2 separate regions of the Homo sapiens genome follow, and region 1 is linked to region 2. A link is a contact called in ENCODE Hi-C or POLR2A ChIA-PET data. All regions are on one chromosome and are shown on one strand. Each heading gives the region's core, a stretch centred on a gene start or an enhancer-like site at or near the end of the contact. The rest is flanking DNA. Distances are from core to core; before and after follow the strand shown. Region 1 holds the start of CX3CL1 (C-X3-C motif chemokine ligand 1). Region 2 has its middle 27 kb from the start of TRL-CAG2-2.

What was found. A loop is a pair of places that touch in the nucleus more often than their neighbours do. ChIA-PET counts read pairs that join two places held with the same protein, here RNA polymerase II (POLR2A). Pooled maps may share reads with other maps.
Region 1: a map of IMR-90 shows a loop between it and region 2 (2.2-fold over the local background). The contact joins the promoter of CX3CL1 here to the enhancer-like site in region 2. A Hi-C loop is called at or near these places in 20 of 168 maps with a recorded cell type or tissue (GM12878, IMR-90, Panc1 and 10 more), 31 of 37 single-sample maps with no recorded cell type and 23 of 50 pooled maps. POLR2A ChIA-PET finds 5 or more read pairs at or near these places in 12 of 52 experiments (A549, B cell, GM10248 and 8 more).

The regions. Positions count from the first base shown.
Region 1 is chr16:57,369,123-57,376,229 of GRCh38, reverse strand. It overlaps CX3CL1 (C-X3-C motif chemokine ligand 1), which reads right to left and starts at 3,740. Exons shown (of 3, transcript NM_002996.6): 1 at 3,592-3,740. The coding sequence starts at 3,661.
Region 2 is chr16:57,323,439-57,331,036 of GRCh38, reverse strand. No RefSeq gene overlaps it. Among named protein-coding and RNA genes, the nearest start is that of TRL-CAG2-2, 27 kb to the right of the region's middle. Within about 2 kb of position 6,176, at least 2 of the 41 ENCODE cell types and tissues checked have a DNase peak (open chromatin) inside an H3K27ac peak, as active enhancers do; they include B cell, where a contact is called at or near this core.

The DNA.
Region 1 (7,107 bases), core at 2,491-4,990, 48 kb before region 2:
GCTGTGAGGTACAGTGAGATGAACAAGGAATGCCTCTGGCCTCAGAAGGCTCCCAGCCTGATGGACAGGTAAATTAGGCACACAAAGTATCAGAGGTTTTATTTATTTTTTTTAATTGAACACCTACTGTGTATTGGACCCTGTGTCCAGCATGTACACATCTGCTCTCTTTAATTCCCAACATTCCTGCAAAGGGAGTATTATCCCAACTTTACAGATGCAGAAGCTGGAAATAAGAGAGGCTAAATGTGCCCAGTGCCACACAGCTGCATGGTGGCAGAGCTAGTTTTCTACTCAGCCCCTAAACACCCCACTGTTCTAGGCTACCCTAGATGCCAGGTAGAAACACAGTGTTCCAGAACATACCACAAACATATTGGGGTTTACATGAGGGAGAGACCACTTCCAACTTCAAATGGTCAGGGGAGGCTTCTTGGAGGAATTCTCCTTTAGGCTGGACCTCAAGGACTTCTAAGAGTCTTCCAGGGTCTTAGAAGGAGACTCAGGAAATGTCCTGGGTTGCTGGATGAGGTGATAAAGGGAGGGCTTGAGCCATTGCCCAGCTGTGTGTCCTGAGCAAGTCACTCGGACTCCCTGAGCCTCAGTTTCCTTACTTGTAAAATGGATGTGACAATACCTGCTTCACAGTGTGGTTGTGAGAATAAGAATTTTTTAACTTCTGGAGCATTTTTCCCTTAGGGCAAGGTTTCTCAACAGTGACACTACTGACATTTTGGACCAGACAATTCTTTGTTTTGGGGGCTGTCCCGGGTACTATAGGAGGTTTGGCAGCATCTCTGGCCTCTACACACTAGAGGCGAGTAGCTCAACTGAACCAAAAACATTGGGATATTTGTAACAAGTAAAAAATTTCTCTAGAAATTGCCAAATGGCCCATAGGGGAGCAAAATTACTCACTGAGGACCATTGCTCTAGAGATATCCACATGGCTCCCGCCCTCACCCCGCTCCAAACTGTGCAAAGCCACCTACTCAGTGGGCTTCCCTAACCCCCTATTTAAAATGTCAACACCTCTCTTCTCCCCTCTCTATTTTTCTTTTTCTTTTCTTTTCTTTCTTTTTTTTTTTTTTAAATGGACTCTCACTCTGTCACCCAGGCTGGAGTGCAGTGACACGATCTCGGCTCACTCCAACCTCTGCCTCCCAGGTTCAAGCGATTCTCTTGCCTCAGCCTCCCAAGTAGCTGGGACTACAGGCATGCACCACCACACCCAGCTAATTTTATATTTTTAGTAGAGACAGGGTTTCATGATGTTGGCCAGGCTGGTCTTGAACTCCTGACGTCAGGTGATCTGCCCGCCTTGGCCTCCCAATGTGCTGGGATTACAGGCATGAGCCCCTGCGCCCAGCCACCCCTCTCTATTTTTTTATCACAGTGCCTTTTCTCCTTCCAACAGACCACATTGTTTACTGATTTACTTTGTGTGTTATGTGTCCTCTGCAGTTGAATTACAGCACCTCGAGGGCTGAGGTCCTTGGCTGTTTTATTTATTGATGCCGCCCCAGTACCTAGAACCAGGTTTGTCACACAGTAGGTGTCCAATAACTATTTGTTGAATGAATGGACAAAATGCCTAAGGAAGCGCTTTGTGGCATAATACCTTAACCAACAGAAAAATGGAGGAATTTTTATTTAAATTAGACAGGGGCCTGGATCTGACACTCTTGAATTTATCCTCCCATGCCCTCCCCATCCACCCCCACTGCTAATGAGGCGGGTAGGCTATAGGAGCTTAAAACAGATTCGTTTTTTTTTCTCTTTCTTGCCAGGACTTGAGTGGGAGTGAATGCGTCAGCTCTTGGAGTGGGGGGGCAATGCTCTGCACTGACTCGTAGCTGCAGGTTTGTTATATAAAGTACAGAAGCCTCCTGCCTGACACAGCCCCACAAACCCACATTTGGGGACTGACGCAGCTGCCCCACACTAGTCAGGGCAGCAGCTACGAACCCCCCAGCCTCCTCTCGGGGTCTCTCTGGCTTCCAAACCACCCCCTTGTCCTACAGGGGCTCCCGAGGGCCTCTCAGAGCCATACATGTCAGCGTGGGAGAGGACTTCCAAGGTGAGCCTGGTCAAATGCCTAGTTTTACAGGAGGAGAAAGTGAGGCTGAGAAAGGTTCCAATAATGCCCAGGATCTTCCAGTAAAGCCAATGACCAAGATGAGGGCAGAAGCCTGGTTCTAAAGCCTCAGGCTGCTAGTCTGAGCACCCAGGGTCCCCCAGTGTCCCCTTTCCATCCTAGCCTAGGACCCTTCCCTCTCTCAGCTTAGTAAAAGTAATCCTCCTCCTCCGCCCTCTTCAAAACACCTCCATAGGCATTGGAACCTCGTCACCCTCCCCCAATCCACCGGAGAGGTAATAGCTATATTTAAAGATGCAGCAACTGGGACCAGAGGAGGCAAGACCCTGCTCACGGTCACATAACAGGACTGTGGCAAAGCAGCCGCCATCTGACTCCCTGCTTTCCAGATCTCACTGTCCGCAGACACCTCAGGCTTCAGGGCCCCAGCCCAGACAGCAGGAAGCCAGCAGGAATTTGCCTCCACCACTCTCACGTGCCCACCCACCCACACACCTGCTCCCTGCCCCAGGGTGAGTTTGCTCCATGGAAATATCTGGACAGTGGGGACTACTTCTCATTCTCCCAGACTTGCTGTGTGCCCACCTTCTCTGAAGGTCACCCTGCCAGATGGTGGGGGCACTCCCTGAGGAGGGGGCTGGCTAGCGGTTCATGGAGGTGATGTGGCCCACAGAGGTGGTGAGTGTGCATCTGTGCTCTCTCCTGCATTCAGTCCCATGTGTCTTACCTTCTCCTGCCCTACTTGCTGGCTGTGCATTGTCAGGCCAGTTTCTAAACCTCTCTGGGCCTCCATCTTATCCATATCAGGTAGGATGGTTAATTATGTACCCCTACCAGGTCCTGGGCTTCAGTAAGCAAGTGACTAGAGGCAAAAGCATTTTCTACACTGTGCTTGGAGGAGGAAGACAGCATGACGGGTAGACACAGGCAGAGCAACTGGGGCTATAGACTAGCACAGCAGTGGCAAGCCCCAACCATGAGCTGCAGTGACCTTGACCTTCACTGGTCCTGGGCCCCCTAATCCTGGGGGCTTTGAAAACAGGACAGGAGAAAGTCCCAACTGTGGCCTGGCCCAGGGCCAGGGCTGCGGGTTACACATTAACGCTTGATGGAAAGAGCCAGCCACTGTCAGCCAGGGCCTCCCACCCCAGTGCCCAGCAGGAGCTTCTGCAGGCTCTCTCCACCCCCGCCCTCCTGGCACACCCACACCTGGCTCCCTTATGCCACCCACACCACCTCTCTGTGCTTCCAGGCACAGCCACTTTGCTCGCTGGGCCAGGCAGGGCGGTCGCTGGCAACTGGAAATCTGTCCAGCGCTGCATCTGGGGGAAGCGAGGTGCCCAGCCCCCTCTCGCACATCCCTGGGGAAGCGGCTGCCACCGGCCTTGAGCTTTACCCAGGCAGGGTCTGGGGCCCCTGATGTCAGGCTTGAGGGATAGACAAGGGGCTGGGGGCTCCCTACCCTGTTTGTGCCCAAGTCAAGCCCCACTTACCAGCCAGCAGGACAGTCAGATGGCAGAAGGTGGCCAAGCGGAGCAGCCACGACAGAGATATCGGAGCCATGGCTGAGGGTGGGCAAGAGTCCCGGCGGGGGCCAGGCAGGCGGCTAGAGCCAGGCGGCAGAGCTCAGTGCTGTCCCCTTGCCGCCGCCAGAGATCTGTGGCTTTTTATAATGGGGTTGGCTGCCTCCGCCTCCAGCCCCCGCAGGCAGGAGGGTGGGAGGGGAGAGGAAGGGAGCCAGTGTGCAGCCGCTGGATTCCTCAGGATGTTGCCAAGGAACCAAGCCGGCTTTGTGTCCCTGGGCTTCTCACCATCCTAGGCTTGTCATACTGGGACCTTCCCCGGGAGGCTGGACTGGGCCTGCCTGGGTACAAAGGCCTCCTCTCCTGCCACAAGCTGGGAACATGCCCTAGGATCTGGCCTGGGGCCCTTGATCCTAAGTGGGCAACACACAAAAGGCCAGCAGGCCGTGGAATAGAGAGCGGGGCGCCAAGGGGCCGGGAGAGACTCAGGGCCCCTCCATCCTGGGTCTGACAAGCTCTTCTTTGATCCAGAGAATGCCTCGCCCACATCAGGATGGACCCCTAAATTTCCCCTCTTAGAATCCCAAGCTCCTGGGGGACCTTGTTGATCTATGCATCTCCAGAGCCCAGCAGGGAGCCTGAAGTCAGCAGGGGCTTGGTGCAGGGTCTGCTGAAAGAAGGATTGAGTCCAACTTCATATGGATAGATGGGGAAACTGAGGCCCGGAGCCACCCCAGGTTATCCACAGCATCAGAGTGGAGAACTCCCCTCCCACCACCATGATGAGCAGAATGTGGACAGCTCAGGACCCAGGAGAGAGCCCTGGCCTCCCTGCCTCCACCTCCCGGTCTCCCGCTCCCTGCTTTGCACCCACTCCCACCTCTGCTCTGGCCCCTGTTAGCCCAAAGAACAAGGTGGCTGCCAACCCATCCCCGATAACTCTGTGGCTCTTGGCTCCTCAACTCTGTAGCCGTGGCTTGGATAAGGCTTGCCTCTCGTGGGGCCTGAGTTCTCTATCTGCCCAAAGAGAGCATTGGGCTAGTGCAATGGGGAGAGGGCTTCCCAGCACCGGCCCTCCAACAGGCTCTCACCGAAGGGTGCAGAGGCTTGCCAGCCTTGGGAGCACATTAGAACACAGTCTGCCTTCATGGCAGCCTTCCCTAAAGGCAGTGGCAACAATCCCTGAGACTCCAGAAGAGTCAGCAGCTCTGCCTTGGTATAGGACTGAGCTGTACTGGTGTCTCCAGGCTGCCAATCTGAGGGAAACCAGTTGTGGAGCCAGCATCCCACGCTATGAGCCAGTTGGGCTGGGCAGAGGGGCCACAGATCCCAAGGCCAGGGACCTCTCTCTCCTCAACCACCCCCCCCCGCCCCCCCACCCAACCCAATGGGCTGCCTGGTGCATGGGGTTAGGGGTTAGGAGGCTAGATACTTCTTGAAGTAGCGGAACACCCTTGGCAGGAGCCAAGGTCCACTCATGCTCAGAGAATCTGTCCTGGCCTGTGCACATGGGAAGCTAGTAGCCTTCTCATTCCCAATGTCCAATCCCTCTTTTTATAACTGGTGAAACTGAGGCCCAGAGAGGGACAAGGAGGGATAAAAACTGAGGTCGTGTTCTTTCTGCTCTGTTCATGTAAGAACAGAGGAGGAGGCCGAGTGCGATGGCTCACGCCTGTAATCCCAGCACTTTGGGAGGCTGAGGTGGGTGGATCACCTGAGGTCAGGAGTTCGAGGCCAGCCTGGCCAACACGGTGAAACCTCGTCTCTACTAAAAATACAAAAATTAGCTGGGTGTGGTGCACACCTGTAATCCCAGCTACTTGGGAGGCTGAGGCAGGAGAATCGCTTGAACCTGGGAGGCAGAGGGTTGCAGTGAGCCAAGATCACGCCACTGCACTCTAGCCTGGGTGACAGAGTGAGACTCTGTCTAAAAAAAAAAAAAAAAAAAGACATTTTCTTAGGTTCACCAGCCAGGAAATGAGGGATCCTGGATTCGTCCCAGCCAGCTGGCTCTGAGGTCTGAGCTCAAGACCAGTAGGGTCCACCACCTGCCTCCACCCTCACTGCGAGGACCAATGTGAAGACTAAGTGAGTTTATGTCCATAGGGTACGGGACAGAGCCTGGCATAAAATAGAAGCGAAAATGCAAAGCACGGCTCTGCTTTTCCTCATTTGACCCTTTGGACACCCTCTACCCTCCCCAGGTCCAGCTTCTACTCCCATAAAATGGGAATGATCACCCCCATCTATCTCATTAGGATGTTAAGAACTGAATTTAGATTTAATTTGGACACAATAACCAGGCTTTCAGGCTAGCCAGACCCAAGGCTAAACAGGACTCCAGGCCGGATGTGGTGGCTCACACCTGTAATCCCAGCACTTTGGGAGGCCGAGGCAGGAGGCAGAGGCAGATTCCCGGGAATCTGAGACCAGCCTGGCAAAACCCCCTCTCTACAAACATGGTGAAACCCCCTCCCTACAAAAAATATACGAAAATTAGTGTGGTGGCCTGTGCCTGCAGTCCCAGCTGCTCAGGAGGCTAAAGTGGAAGGATCAAGTGAGCCTGGGGAGGTTGAGGCTGCATTGAGCCATGATCATGCCACTGCACTCCAGCTTGGGCACAGAGTGGGACCCTATCTGAAAAAAAATAAATAAATACATCAGCAGGACTCCACCACGGATAAGGGGTGTTCCCTTGGGCAAGTGACTTAACCTCTCTCTGCATTTCAGCTTCCCTATATGTAAAATGGGATGCAAACAGCCACCTCATCAAGCCACCACGACAGTGAATAAAACTAAGGACTTTCACAGTGCCTGGCACGCAGGAGGCATTAGTATCTGTTATTGAGCCCGGTGTGTGCCAGGCAATGTGGTGGGATGGGGGACACAAAGGCAAGTGAGCTGAAGTCCTTGCCCCCAGGAGCTGTAGCTCAGTAGGAGAGAGAAGTTGCCAGCCCTACCAGAGGGCTAGAGGCTGTGGGCTCGGGCAGGAAGGGAGAACTGCATGCTTGTTGGGGAAACAAGAAAGGTGGGTGAGAGAGATGATCTTTCCATCTGAAGATGGGCAGAATTTTGCTTTGTCTCTTTAAAATTTCTGTTTTGGAAAATATTCAACAATACAAAAGAAAGAATCGTACAAAGACTTTCAAATCTCCACCAATGGCTGGGCGCAGTGGCTCACGCCTATAATCCCAGCACTTTGGGAGGCCGAGGTGGGTGGATCACCAGAGCTCAGGAGTTGGAGACCAGCCTGGCCAACATGGTGAAACCCCGTCTCTACTAAAAATACAAAAAATTAGCTGAGTGTGGTGGCGGGTGCCTGTAATCTCAGCTACTTGGGAGGCTGGGAGAGAATTGCTTGAACTCGGGAGGCAGAGGTTGCGGTGAGCCGAGATTGCACCACTGCACTCCAGCCTGGGCAACAAGAGAGAAACTCTGCCTCAAACAAACAAACAAACAAACAAACAAAACCTCTACCACCAATGA
Region 2 (7,598 bases), core at 4,927-7,426:
TCTACCTTAAGAAATTAATTTTTTAAAAGAGCAAAATAAACCTAAAGCAAGCTGAAGGAATGAAGTCATTTAGATTAAAGTGGAAATAAATGAAATAGAGAGTAGAAAAACAATAGGGAAAATTGATGAAACCAAAGGTTGGTTCTCCGAAAATGTCAACAAAACTGGCAAACCTTTAGCTAGACTTACCACAGATAAAAGAGAGAAGATACAAAGTAACAAAATCAGGGCCAGGCGCGGTGGCTCACACCTGTAATCCTAGCACTTTGGGAGGCCGAAGTGGGCAGATCACCTGAGGTCGGATGTTCAAGACCAGCCTGACCAACATGGAGAAACCCTGTCTCTACTAAAAATACAAAATTAGCTGGGTGTGGTGGCACATGCCTGTAATCCCAGCTACTGGGAAGGCTGAGGCAGGAGAATCACTTGAACCCAGGAGGCAGAGATTGTGGTGAGCCGAGATCCCGCCATTACACTCCAGCCTGGGCAACAAGAGTGAAACTTCGTCTCAAAAAAAAAAAAAATCAGGAATGAGAGAAGAGGCATTAATACCCACATTACAGAAAGATAAAGGACTATAATGGAATACTATGAACAATTCTATGACAACAAATTAGATAATGTAGATAAAATGTATACACTCCTAGAAAGACACAAACTCACTAAAGAAGACATAGAAAATCTGAATAGATCTATTTACAAGTAAAGAGATTGGATTAATAATCAAAAAGTTTCCAGCCAGATGTGGTGGCTCATGCCTGTAACCCCAGCACTTTTCGGGGCTGAGGCAAGTGGATCTCTCGAGCCCAGGGTTTCAAGACCAGCCTGGGCAACACGGCAAAATTTCATCTCTACAAATAATACAAAAATTAGCTTGGCATGGTGGCATGCACTTGTAGTCCCGGCTACTTGGGAGTCTTAGGGGAGTGATCACCTGAGCCCAGGAGGTCAAGGCTACGGTGAGCTATGACCACACCACTGCACAGACGGAGTGAGACCTTGTCTCAAACAAAACAAAACAAAACAAAAAATTTCCCTCAAAGAAGAGCCCAGGCGCAGATTTAACACCAGTCTTTCTCAAAACCTTCCAAAAATAGAAAAGGAAGGAATATTTCCTGACTCATTCTGTGAGGCCAATATTATGCTTATATCAAAACTAGAAAAAGACATCACACATACACACGAAAAGAAAACTAAAACCAGTATCTCTTATAAATATAAATGCTAAATTTCTCCAAAAAAAAAAAAATCCTCCAAGACCAAGTGGAATTTATCTCAAGAATATATGGTTGGTTTAACATATAAAAATCAATCAATGCAATACACCATATCTGTAAAATAAAGGACAAAAACTACATGATCCTCAATAAACACAGAAAAAAATTGACAGGTCAGGTGCTGTGGCTCATGCCTGTAATCCCAGCACTTTGGGAGGCCAAGTTGGGTGGGGATCGCTTGAGGTCAGCAGTTTGAGACCAGTCTGGCCAACATGAAGAAATCTCATCTCCACTAAAAACACAAAAATTAGCTGGGTGTGGTGTCATGCACCTGTAGTCCCAGCTACTCGGGAGGCTGAGGCAGGAGAATCGCTTGAACCTGGGAGGCAGAGGTTTCAGTGAGCCAAGATCGTGCCACTGCACTCCAGCCTGGGTGACAGAGCAAGATTCTGTCTCAAAAAAAAAAAAAAAAAAAAGACAGAAATGAAAAAGAAAAAAAAATGACAAAAATCCAACACCTTTCATGATAAAAAAAAAAAAAAAAACAACTCAGAAACTAGGAATAGAAGGGATCTCAAGCTGATAAAAGGCATCTGTGAAAAACTACTAACATCATTCTTAGTGGTAAAAGACTGAATGATTTTCCCCTAAGATCAGGAATAAAACGAGAATGTCTGCTTTGGCCATTTCTATTCAACATGTTATTGGAGGTTCTAACCAGGCAATTAGGCAACAAAAAAGGCAATCAGGTCAGAAAGGAAGAACTATTCCCATTTACAGATGATATCATCTTATACAAAGAAAATCCTAAAAGAACTGCAATCAAAGCCTACAAAACAATGAAGGCAGGCCAGGTGCGGTGGCTCATACCTGTAATCCCAGCACGTTGGGAGGCCAAGGTGGGCAAATCACTTGAGGTCAGGAGTTCGAGACCAGCCCGGCCAACATGGTGAAACCCCGTCTGTACTAAAAATACAAAAATTAACCTGGCATGGTGGCGGGCACCTGTAATCCCAGCTACTTGGGAGGCTGAGGCAGGAGAATCACTTTAACTAACCCTGGATGCAGAGGTTGCAGTGAGCCGAGATTGAGCCACTGCACTCCAGCCTAGGTGACAAAGTTCTCAAAAAAAAAAAAAAAAAGAAAAAAGGAAACAAACAAACAAAAAAACAATGAAGGAGTAGAACAAGGTTGCAGGATAGAAGAACAGTATTAAAAAATCAATGTGGCTGGGCTCGGTGGCTCACGCCTGTAATCCCAGCACTTTGGGAGGCTGAGGTGGACGGATCACAAGGTCAGGAGTTCAAGACCATCCTGGCCAATATGGTGAAACCTCATCTCTACTAAAAATACAAAAATTAACCAGGCGTGGTGGCAGGTATCTATAAGCCCAGCTACTTGGGAAGCTGAGGCAGGAGAATTACTTGAACCCTAGAGGTGGAGGTTGCAGTGAGCCGAGATTGTGCCATCACACTCCAGCCTGGGCAACAGAGCAAGACTCCGTCTCAAAAAAAAAAAAATCAATTGTACTTATATATACTACTCAGGAACAATCAAAAATACAATTAGGAAAATAATTCTATTCACAATAATATCGAAAAGTATAAAATACTTTGGGGCCGGGTGCAGTGGCTCATGCCAACAATCCCAGCATTTTGGGAGGCCAAGGCGGGAGGATCACTTGAGGTCAGGAGTTCAAGACCAGCCTGGCCAACATGGTGAAACCCCACCTCTACTAAAAATACAAAAATTAGCCACATGTGGTGGCACGTACCTGTAATCCCAGCTACTCAGGAGGCTGAAGCATGAGAATTGCTTGAACCCATGAGGTGGAGGTTGAAGTGAGCTGAGATCGTGCCATTGCACTCCAGCCTGGGTGACAGAGTGAGACTCTGTCTCAAAAAAAAAAAAAAACAAAAAACTTCGGAATAAATTTTACAGACATGTAATATTGTTACACTGAAAATTACAAATCTTTGCTGAGAGAAATTAAAGAAATTCTAAATAAATAGACATTCTCTACAAATCAGAAGACTCATTATTAATAAGGAATTTCTCCTCTATTTCATCTATAGATCCAATTCAATTCTTCTCAAAATCCAAGCAGGCATTTTTTTTTTTTTTTTTTTTTTTTTTTTTTTTTTTTTTTGCAAAAATTGACTGGCTATTTCTAAAATTTATTTTAAAAGGCAAAGGGCCTAGAATAGCAAAAACAATTTTGAAAAAGAGTGACAAAGCTAGAAGACATAATTTCCCAATTTCAAAACTTACTATAAATCCACAGTAGTCAAGAGAGTGTGGCACTGAATAAGGATAGACATATAGATCAATGGAACAGAAGTGAAAGCCCAGAAATACACTCTTAACACTGATGCCAGTTGATTTGCAACAGAGGAGCCAAGGCAATGCCTCAGAAAAAGAATAGTCTTTTCAACAAATGATGATGGAACAATGGAATATCCATCTGCCAAAGAAGAAAGTTAGATCCCTATATCACACTATAGGCAAAACTAAACTAAAAATGGATCAGAGAACTAAATATAGAGTTAAAATTATAAAACGTTTAGAAGAAAATTGTTGTGACTTTGGGTTAGGCAAAGATTTCATAGCTATGACAGCAAAAGCACAATCCATAAAATTTTAAAAATTGATAAATTGGATTTCATCAAAATTAAAAGCTTTACAAGACACCATTAAGGAAATCTAAACATTGGAAGAATGTATTTGCAAATTGTATGTCTGCTTAAAGACACGTATCCAAAATATATAGAATACTTACAACTCAATATCAAGAAGTTAAATAATCCAATTTTAAAAGTAGATATAATAATTGAATATATATTTTGCCAAGGAAGATATATGAATGGCTAATAAGCACATGGTAAGATGTTCAATATTTTTATTCATTAGGGAAATACAAACCACAAGAGATACCATTTTATACCACAAAAACAGCTATAATTTTTTTTTTAAAAGGACATAATAACAAGTGTTTACAAGGATGTGGAGAAAGTAAAACCCTTATAAATTGATTATGGGAATGTAAAATGGTGCACCCAGTTTGGAAAACAGTTTGTCAGTCTCCTTAAAATTTAAACATAAATTTTCCATATGACCTGTCAATTGCCCTCCTGGGAACATTTGTCCATGAGAAACGAAAAGACATGTTCACACAAAGACTTGTTATAGGAATGTTCATAGCAGCATTACTCTTAGTAGCCAAAAAATGGAAACCAAAATGTTCATCGGCTGATGAGTTGATAAACAAAATATGGTATGTCCTTACAATGGAATACTATTCAGCCATTAAAAAGAATGAAGTGCTGGTACATGCTAAAACATGGATGAACATCAAAAACACTATACTAAGTGAAAGTAGCCACACATAAAAAGCCACATATTGGATAATTCAATTTATTTGAAATGTCCAGAAAGGGCAAATCTACAGAGATAGCAATTAGATTAACAACAGTTGACTGGGGCTGGTTAGAAAAGGGAGTGACTGTTAACAGTCATGAGGGATCTTTCTTGAGTAATGGAATGTTCTAAAATTGAATTATGGTGATTATTGCACAACTCTGTAAATTTACTAAAAAATCATTGAATTGTACACTTAAAAATAAAATGAAATAAAATAAAAAGACCTGACTAAAACAAAAATAGTTTAAAAAGATAAACTGGCCAAGCACGGTGGCTCACACCTGTAATCCCAGCACTTTGGGAGGCTGAGGTGGGTGGATCACAAGGTCAGGAGATCGAGACCATCCTGGCTAACACAGTGAAACGCCATCTCGACTAAAAATAGAAAAACTTAGTCGGGTGTGGTGGCATGCACCTGTAGTCCCAGCTACTCGGGAGGCTGAGGCAGGAGAATTGCTTAAACCCGGGAGGCAGAGGTTGCAGTGAACCGAGATCGCGCCACTGCACTCCAGCCTGGGCAACAGAGCAAGACTCCATCTCAAAAAAAAAAAAAAAAAAAAAGATAAACCACAAATATGTAAATAAACCAGTTTGTTTATTCATTCTACTATTGATAGATATTTGAGTAGTTTCCAGTGTAGAGTTATTATAAATACTGTTACTGTGAACATTCTTGTATATGTCATGCAGTAAACATCTGTAAACTTTTTCATTGTCTTTTGGAGATGGGGTCTTGCTCTCTCACCCAGGCTGGAATGCAGTGGTGCAATCATAGCTCATTGTAATCACAAAGTCCTGAGTCGCCAGGACTACAGGCACATGCCACCAGGCTAACTTAAAAAGAAAAAAAATTTTGCAGAGATGAGGTCTTGCTATGTTGCCCAAGCTGATCTCTAACTCCTGGCCTAAAAGGATGCTTTCACCTCAGCCTCCCAAAGGGGTGAGATTACAGGCATGAGCCACCATGCCTAGCCCATATGTACCCATTTCTGTTGAGTGTATATCTAGGAGTAGAACATCTGGGTCATGAGTATGCATATATTCTGCTTTAGCAGATACTGCCAAAGACTTTTTGCCAGGTTCTCTACCAATTTACATGTCCTTTGGCAGTATATGAAATTTCTACTTTCCCTATGCTATGATTTGAATGTGTCCCCCAAAGTTCATGTCTTGGAAAATTAATCCCCAAAGCAACAGTGTTGAGCGGTGGGTCATTTAAGAGGTGATTAGAGATCCTGAGGGCTCTGTCTTCATGAATAATGTCATTATGGTAGGAGTGATTTAGTTATCACTGGAGTTGGTTCATGATAAAAGGGTGAGTTCTACCTCCTTCCCTTTTCTCTCACATGAGCACTTCTGCCGTTTCACTTTCCACTATGGGATGGTGCAGCAAGAAGGCCCTGGTCAGATGCAATTCCCTCGACCTTGGACTTCCCTGTCTCCAGAACTGTGTGAAATAAATCTCTGTTCTTTATAAATTGCCAAGTCTTGGGTATTTTGTTATAGCAGCATGAAATGGACTAAGATACTCTACTTCCTTGCTGACATTTGGCATCTGTTCAGCCATTCTGCTGGGTGTGTAGTGGTTCCTTATTATGGTTGTGAAAGTGAACACTATTTTAAGTTTTTCTCTTTTGGTTTTTGGCTATTTGGGAATCCTCTTTGTGAAATGCTGATTCAAATATTTTTGCCCTTTTTTCCCCTTAAGTAGTCTGTTGTTTTCTTATTGATTTTTGTAGAAGTTTTTTTTCCAAGCCAGTCACAGTGGCTCTTGCCTGTAATCCCTTTGGGAGGCCGAGGTGAAAGAATCAAGTGAGGCCAGGAGTTCAAGACCACCCTAAGCAACATAGCAAGACCCTGTCTACAAAAAAATAAAACTAAATGAAATTATTTTTTTCCACTCTTTGGCTTGACTTTTCATTTTTTTTTTTTTTTTTTTTGAGATGGACTCTCGCTCTGTCACCCAGGCTGGAGTGCAGTGGCAGAATCTCAGCTCACTGCAAGCTCTGCCTCCCGGGTTCACGCCATTCTCCTGCCTCAGCCTCCCCAGTAGCTGGGACTACAGGCACCTGCCACCATGCCTGGCTAATTTTTTGTATTTTTAGTAGAGACGGGGTTTCACTGTGTTAGCCAGGATGGTCTCAATCTCCTGATCTTGTGATCTGCCCACCTCAGCCTCCCAAAGTGCTGGGATTATAGGCGTGAGCCACCACGCCTGGCCAACTTTTCACTTTCTTGACAATGTCTTTTGATAAGCATAAGTTTTAGTTTTAATGTAGTCTAACTTATCCATTTTTTTTCCTTTATGGTTTTAGTGGGTTTTTGTTTATCTTTTGTTTTTTATTTATTTATTTATTTATTTATTTATTTATTTATTTATTTATTAAGACAGTCTCACTCTGTCTCCCAGGCTGGAGTACAGGGGCACAATCTCAGCTCACTGCAGCCTCAGCCTACTGGGTTCAAGTGATTCTCCCACCTCGGCCTCCTGAGTAGCTGAGACTATGGGCACATGCCACCATGCCTGGCTAATTTTTGTATTTTTAGGAGAGACAGGGTTTCACCATGTTGCCCAGGCTGGTCTCAAACTCCTGGCTTCAAGTGATCCTCCCATCTTGGCCTCCCAAAGTGCTGGGATTACAGGCATGAGCCAGATTTTAGTGTTTTGTCTGTTTGTTTTTTGAGACAGAGTATCACTCTGTCACCCAGGCTGGAGTGCAGTGGCGCGATCTCAGCTCACCGCAACCTCTGCTTTCTGGGTTCAAGCAATTCTCCTGCCTCAGCCTCCTGAGTAGCTGGGATTACAGGCACCCGCCACCACGCCCAGCTAATTTTTGTATTTTAATAGAGATGGGGTTTTACCATGTTGACCAGGCTGGTTTCGAACTCCTGACCTCAAGTGATCCATCAGCCTCAGCCTCCCAAAGTGCTGGGATTACTGGCATGAGCCACCACCCCCGG